Linked DNA regions of Homo sapiens: region 2 is linked to region 1. The links are chromatin contacts, found by Hi-C or POLR2A ChIA-PET in ENCODE. All regions are on one chromosome and are shown on one strand. Each heading gives the region's core, a stretch centred on a gene start or an enhancer-like site at or near the end of the contact. The rest is flanking DNA. Distances are from core to core; before and after follow the strand shown.

Region 1 (3,363 bases), core at 268-2,767:
AGCCTACTGTAATCCCAGCTACTTGGGAGGCTGAGGCAGAACTGCTTGAACCTGGGAGGTGGAGGCTGCAGTGAGCTGAGATCGTGCCATTGCACTCCAGCCTGGGCAACAAGAGCGAAACTCTGTCTCAAACAAAACAAAACACAAAGAACCCAAAGTGTAACCCTACGTAGAAAAAAAAAATCACTTGGCTGTCCCTCTGGGTCCTATCTGAATAGAAAAGTACTGTCAGTGTACCCTGGGGATTTGGTCATTTATTTGGAAAATACTCTTGATGTATTATTATAATTCACAAATCACCTTCCCCGCCAAAATCTCATTTGGTAACAACTTCGTATAGTAGAAAAGGTATGCATTATCCCTATTTTACAGATGAAAACACTGAGAGTCAGAAATTAAATGATTTGCCCCGTTACACAGCTAGCGAGTGATGGGAGTAAGATGGCAAACCTAGGACCTCTGCTAATCTAGTGATTGTCCCAGGAGGCCACATGACGTTCGCCTGGAAGGGCTCTGGAGCGCAGGAACATTTTCGGTATCCTCTGAACGGGCTAAATGGAGGTCCTTCCAGTCTGGGCCCTGACAAACACTGGATGGAGTGTGGCAACGGTCAGGAAAATATGATTCACCAACATCCATCTCCGATGCCTAATCATGTTGTTAACAAACAGTTCTGCTATTAAGGGTGAGGTGACGAGAGAACATGTGCCTGGGTTTAGGTATTAATGGCACTGAACCTTCTCAAGAATTTAATAAATGAAACAACTAGGGCTCAAGGGTGAAGTGACTTCCTGAGCAAAGGGAATTTACCGAGTTTCCTCTCATAAAACCTGAGCTGATTTCGTCATTCCCACATTTCAACAATAGTATGATGGCAGGGCGCGGTGGCTCACACCTGTAATCCCAGCACTTTCGGAGACCAAGGTGGGCGGATCACGAGGTCAGGAGACCAGCCTGACCAACATGGTGAAACCCTGTCTCTACTAAAAATACAAAAATTAGTCGGGCGCGGTGGCAGGTGCCTGTAATCTCAGCTACTCAGGAGGCTGAGGCAGGAGAATTGCTTGAACCCGGGAGGCAGAGGTTGCAGTGAGCTGAGATCGCACCACTGCACTCCAGCCTGGGCGACAGAGTGAGACTCTGTCTCAAGAAAAAAAGAAAGAAAACATGGATCTTACTCCCCTGTCTAGCTCTGACCAACTGCATTAAGCTGGGCGAGAAATTCTCCCTGTCTGGGCTCAGCTTCCTTATCCATAAAATGATGGGGTTAGCCTATATCACCATAGCCCCCTTCAACTTCAAATCATCAATGTTTCATGTATTCCATGAAATTAGCTAATGTGGCCCTCCTGCTGGAAACGTAAAGCATGGAGTTGCCTAACAGACTGCGCAAAACAAAAGTAAAGAATGAAAAGAAACGAGAGCAGGAGAGTCACTTCAACTTGAAACTCACTTTGGTCATAAGAATAGCAAAGTAATGAGTTCAGACAGTTTGGGAGGAATAGAAAGTAGAAACTGCAAAACAGGAAATCCATTCTTGGCTGGCTGTCAAAAAGCCATGAGCTGGTGAAAATTTAGGTTCATTTTAATTTTTAATTTCTTAAAAGTAATAAAGCTCTCAAATTAGTGTATCGAGATGCCTGCTACTGAAATACAAAATTACTGTCTCCTGCCCCTGGCTTTTTAATCACTCTTGACTTCTTTAGTCCTATGTCTGAGGCTGTGATGGTTCCATCTCAGGAGCATTTGCTGCCTTGTTCTGCAGCTGGCAGGTAACCTTGAACTGCTCACCATGGTACCATCTTTAAGGACAATGCTCCAACACAACCTTATATTACAGTTCTATGTATACTAACCTTATCTCTCCAAATAGCTTGTGAACTTGCAGGGACTCCAAATTTACACATCTTTGATCCCTCCAGTGCCTTGGCTGCAGTAGGCACTCAAATAGTTACTGAACGATTAAGAAACGCACTTACCAGTCTTTTCAGGCATCTCAAGCTACATGGCAGGGTTTATATACTCAACCTAAGTTTAGACTACAAAATCATTTTTTAAAAAGGCATTATGTAGCGATAGAAAAGCTTATAAAAATGAACTTTACAAACACCGAGCCCAGATTTCCATAGAAAGGAGGAAAATATTTATTCCAAAAGATGGCAGAAAGAAGAAATTCATCCTGAAAGTATAGTTTGGTGCGATTCTGTTGAGATGGCTCTTCCCTCTGAACGTGCTCTCCTACTGACCACCCCACTGGAGTCTTGTTTGTCTTGCAGCAGTTTCTAAACACTTCACTGATTCCCACGTGAGAAGGCAGGAGCCATCTTCAAATCCACAGATTCCAAGGAGAGAGTAACGTATCTCTCAGAAGAACAGCATCTTCTATCTCAGAAGAGTACATAATCGTTTTGTGGAGTCGGCACAGTTCAGGTTATGGAGGCACGTAATTCACCAAAGTGCAAAAAAGGCAAAGGAAAACACGCTGCATTGTAGAATAAGGCATTCAAATGTGCTGTTAACGTTTAAGGCAGCTAATGGCCAAAACAGGCAAGTCAAGAAAAGTGGTCTGGTTTGGAGGTGATTTTGCATCTAGAAGGCATTCTCTTCTCGTGACCTGCAAAACAAAACCATTCTGGTAACTGGTCCTCATACATTCCTCAGGAAGGCAAAAAGTTAACATCGAGAAAGTTAACCAAGCCAACACTTTAAAATGCACAGATGCTCAACAAAATATGAAACACAGGATAATCAACTTGGTGCAAGTTTGGCCAGGTTTTGCAGGGCTGTGGCAAAAGGTCCAGTAACCAAGGACACTGCTGAAATGAGGAGCACAAGTAACACTCTATGTTACAGAAAGCAGGAAGAATGAAGCTGACTGAGATTGATTGTGCTGGAATCTAATGAATTCACCGCAGTTTCAAGAGTCTGTATTTTTCCCTTCCCTCTTATAGCATGGAGGGGAGGTTCCGCAGGCATGGCGAACTCTGCTCTGGGGCCAGGCTCCTGGGGAGCGGGCTCCTTGCATTGGTCTTGTACTGGAGGCTGCCCTGTAGCTTGCTCCCCGTTCTGGCTATCTCGAGTGTAGGTGACAAATGACACTTTTCTTTTTCTAGCAGCTTAAATTCAACACCATCTTTTTTTTTGTTTTGTTTTATTTTTGTTTTTTTCGGACACAGGGTCTTGCTCTGCCATCCAGGCTGGAGTGCAGTGGCGTGATCTCGGCTCACTGCAGTCTCAATCTCCTGAGCCCAAATGATCCTCCCATCTCAGCCTCCCAAGTAGCTGGAACTACAGGTGCACGCCAACACATTCGGCTAATTTTTATATTTTTTTGTAGAGACAGGGTTTCACCATGCTGCCCAG
Region 2 (3,363 bases), core at 282-2,781, 34 kb after region 1:
CCTGGGCCTTACATAAACTCTGAACCTACCACTCCCCACCTCACTATTAAGCCCAACATTACCCTGCCAGAACATTCCAAGCTACTTAAAAAAAAGAAAGAAAAAAGGGACAGGGCCTTGCTGTGTTGCCCAGGCTGGTCTCAAAACTCCTGAGCCCAAGCGATCCTTCTGCTTTAGCCTCCCAAGTAGCTGGGACTACAGGTGGGATACCCCTGTCCCCGGCTATCCCAAGCTCTTTACCCCTCAGTGCCTTTACATTTGCAGAAAGCCCTCCCTCCAATTTCCCTATGGCTGATTCCTCCTCAGACACAGGGTTTCACCATGTTGCCCAGGCTGGTCTCATACTCCTGGCCTCAAGCAATTCTCCTGCCTCAGCTTCCCAAAGTGCTGAGATTACAGGCATGAGCCACCAGACTTGGCTTCTATTTTGGATATAGTCTAGCTAATTAGTGAATAAGAAATTACAGAAACAGAATATCATAAATGATGGCCAATAATACAAAGAAAAATCAGACATTATGTACCCCTCTTGGAAGTACTCAACACCACTTATGAAGGAGACTGGTCAAAAAATTGAAGCTAAATCTGATCAGCCTCTAGATATGGCTACCAATTCATAGAAAATACAGAAGAACGTGTTACCACCATGAGTATGCAATTAACAAAGACCAGACTGCAACATTAAAGGGCAAACAACCCAGTTTTTCTATTAAAATTTCCAAGAAAAAAGAGAAAGATATGGAGAAGAAGCCTATAAAGAGAAATTTGAGAGACATTCACCAATTGCTACGTGTGGTCTTTATGTGGACCTTGATTCCAGCAAGCTGTAAAATAATGAGACAATTACGGAAATTTAAATATGATAGGATATTTGATGATATAAAGGAATTAAGTTTTTTGTGCATAATGGTATTGTGGTTGTACTTTTAAAATTTAGAGACACATATTGAAATGTTTACAGATGAACTGATATGTCTGGGATTTGTTTCAGAATAATCTGGGGTGGAGAGGAAAAGTGTGGGGATAAAACACGATTGGCCATGAGTTGATCATTTTTGAAGGTGGGTGGTAAGCAAATGAAGGTTCATTATCCTAACCTTTCTACTTTTATAGAGAGAAAATAGTATGTTTAAAAAGCTGAAAACCTTTGGGAGGCCAAGGCAGGTGGATCACCTGAGGGCAGGAGTTCGAGACTAGCCTGACCAACATGGAGAAACCTCATCCCTACTAAAAACACAAAATAAGCCAGGCGTGGTGGCACATGCCTGTAATCCCAGTTACTCGGGAGGCTGAGGCAAGAGAATCACTTGAAACTGGGTGGCAGAGGTTGCAGTGAGCTGAGATCCAGCCATTGCACTCTAGCCTGGACAACAAGAGTGAAACTCCGTCTCGGGGGAAAAGAAAAAAAAAAAAAGCTCAAAACCAGAAAGTTTAAAAAGGAAATACATGTTAAAGTAAATAGCAGCCCTGAAACCAATCAGCCAAAGTGCTGCGATTACAGGCGTGAGCCACCACGTGTGGTTACTTGGTTGGAAACCAAAGCGGTGCACCCAGGCCCCTGGGAAGTGATTATGTCCTGTGCTCAAACTAGCTCTAGAGCCAGGACCCAGAAAGGCCAGTGAGGGAGGTGAGGCTCAGCTCTGGATTTGCAAATTCCGAGACATGTGAGGTGGAGTTTCTGTGGGCTGTGCAGGTCCCTGTGTGATGGACAGCAACGGGGGCTAAAGAATGAGTAAAGGGGAATCTTCTGAGGTCATAACTGAGTAGGTATTTGTGGAAATGAGTGGATGGGGGAACCTGTTTGGGAAGTGAATGAAGGGCAATGAGGGGAGTGATCGGGCCTCTCTGGCTCTTGATTTGTTTTATCTGCTTCTCCTTATTAAAGAGGACAGGGGGTTGTCTACTTTGTTTATTCACTGCTACACTGTGCCATTACGCCCGGCTAATTCTGTATTTTTAGTAGTGTCCAGATCCAGTGCCTACTAATGCTAAATAAATATATGTTGAATGAATGAATTCTAATAAGGCTAAGTAAAATATTCACTATACCAGCCCTGTAAGGAAACTGTGCTTACAAATAACACAGTCCTTTGAATTAAAATAACTTATTTTAAAGATCACTGATTGGCCAGGGGCGGTGGCTCACACCTGTAATCCCAGCACTTTGGGAGGCCAAGGTGGGTGGATCACTTGAGGTCAGGAGTTCGAGACCAGCCTGGCCAACAAGGTGACACCCTGTCTTTACTAACAATACAAAAAATAGCCAGGCATGGTGGCGCACATCTGTAGTCCCACCTACTCAGGAGGCTGAGGTAGGAGAATCACTTGAACCTGGGAGGTGGAGGTTGCAGTGAGCTGAGATCTCGCCACTGCACTCCAGCCTGGTCGACAGAGTGAGACTCTATCTCAAAAAAAAAAAAAAAAATCACTGATAATATTACTTTGATTTTTATTGTGCTTTACTCTAAGTTTTCACACACAGCATCTTACTTAAAACTCACAAAACCACCCTACAACATAATCGTGCCAAGTATCCTTTTGCCTAAAAGAACCTAGGTCTCGTGATTCTTAGATAGTATTTATTTTCCTATATCATGATGCCAGTAAGATTTACAGTTAGTCAGGTGCTAAGACACAGCATGTTTTCCAAGAAACAACTGTGTCTTCACAATACATTACATTTCTAATTTCATGTGAGCTTGGTGACTCTGAGTAAACAACAATATAATTCAACATTAAAAATTAACCTAAGACCAGAAATATAGTATAGTAACTTAACAAGATTGTATGTTTAAGAGACAAAAGTGATCTTGTGCCTTAAAGAGGGAACCAGATATAACATTCAGATTTTCCTCTGCTGAACTATTAACAGAAACTGGATTCTACTGGCAGAGAACCTAATTTATACAGAGCTCAAACAAGTTGAGCCTCACGGAATCAAACTTTAAACTAGAACAAACTGGCACCAGAAAAAACTGCAACAAACAGAAGGCAATTTAAAAGTCCATGAATGCATTTCAAAACATGACTTTGAAAGCCAAAGTCTCTTTGGGTGTGCCTTACTTGAAAAGGGGCATTTTCAAGAAAATGTACCAGTGCCAAACAGTGAAATTTCCTTTGAATTTCAATTTTTTTAATAGAATCTCACTCTTTTGTGGAATAAGGTGTGTAAAATATTTGGGGTTTGAATTCCGTCCACATTTTTCACTCAGATATCATGCTAAATAGGATGTATGATCAGATTTCAAAGAAACAAAAGAAAAATGATTTCATAAAGTCAATACTATCCAGCTGATTTCCCCATAAAATGGCCTCCAGAAGCATTTAATGTTGGAACACTGTGTACCACCTTTATTAATACAC

What was found. A loop is a pair of places that touch in the nucleus more often than their neighbours do. ChIA-PET counts read pairs that join two places held with the same protein, here RNA polymerase II (POLR2A). Pooled maps may share reads with other maps.
Region 2: a map with no recorded cell type shows a loop between it and region 1 (5-fold over the local background). The contact joins two enhancer-like sites. A Hi-C loop is called at or near these places in 2 of 168 maps with a recorded cell type or tissue (breast epithelium and right lobe of liver), 11 of 37 single-sample maps with no recorded cell type and 9 of 50 pooled maps. POLR2A ChIA-PET finds 5 or more read pairs at or near these places in 21 of 52 experiments (AG04450, CD8-positive, alpha-beta memory T cell, GM10248 and 17 more).

The regions. Positions count from the first base shown.
Region 1 is chr5:173,033,650-173,037,012 of GRCh38, reverse strand. ATP6V0E1 (ATPase H+ transporting V0 subunit e1) reads right to left here. Exons shown (of 4, transcript NM_003945.4): 4 at 1,568-2,614. Among named protein-coding and RNA genes, the nearest start is that of SNORA74B, 15 kb to the right of the region's middle. RefSeq lists a silencer at 1-6. Within about 2 kb of position 1,517, at least 11 of the 41 ENCODE cell types and tissues checked have a DNase peak (open chromatin) inside an H3K27ac peak, as active enhancers do; they include GM12878, where a contact is called at or near this core.
Region 2 is chr5:172,999,764-173,003,126 of GRCh38, reverse strand. All of the region lies in intron 2 of ATP6V0E1 (ATPase H+ transporting V0 subunit e1), which reads right to left. Among named protein-coding and RNA genes, the nearest start is that of ATP6V0E1, 18 kb to the right of the region's middle. Within about 2 kb of position 1,531, at least 4 of the 41 ENCODE cell types and tissues checked have a DNase peak (open chromatin) inside an H3K27ac peak, as active enhancers do; they include GM12878, where a contact is called at or near this core.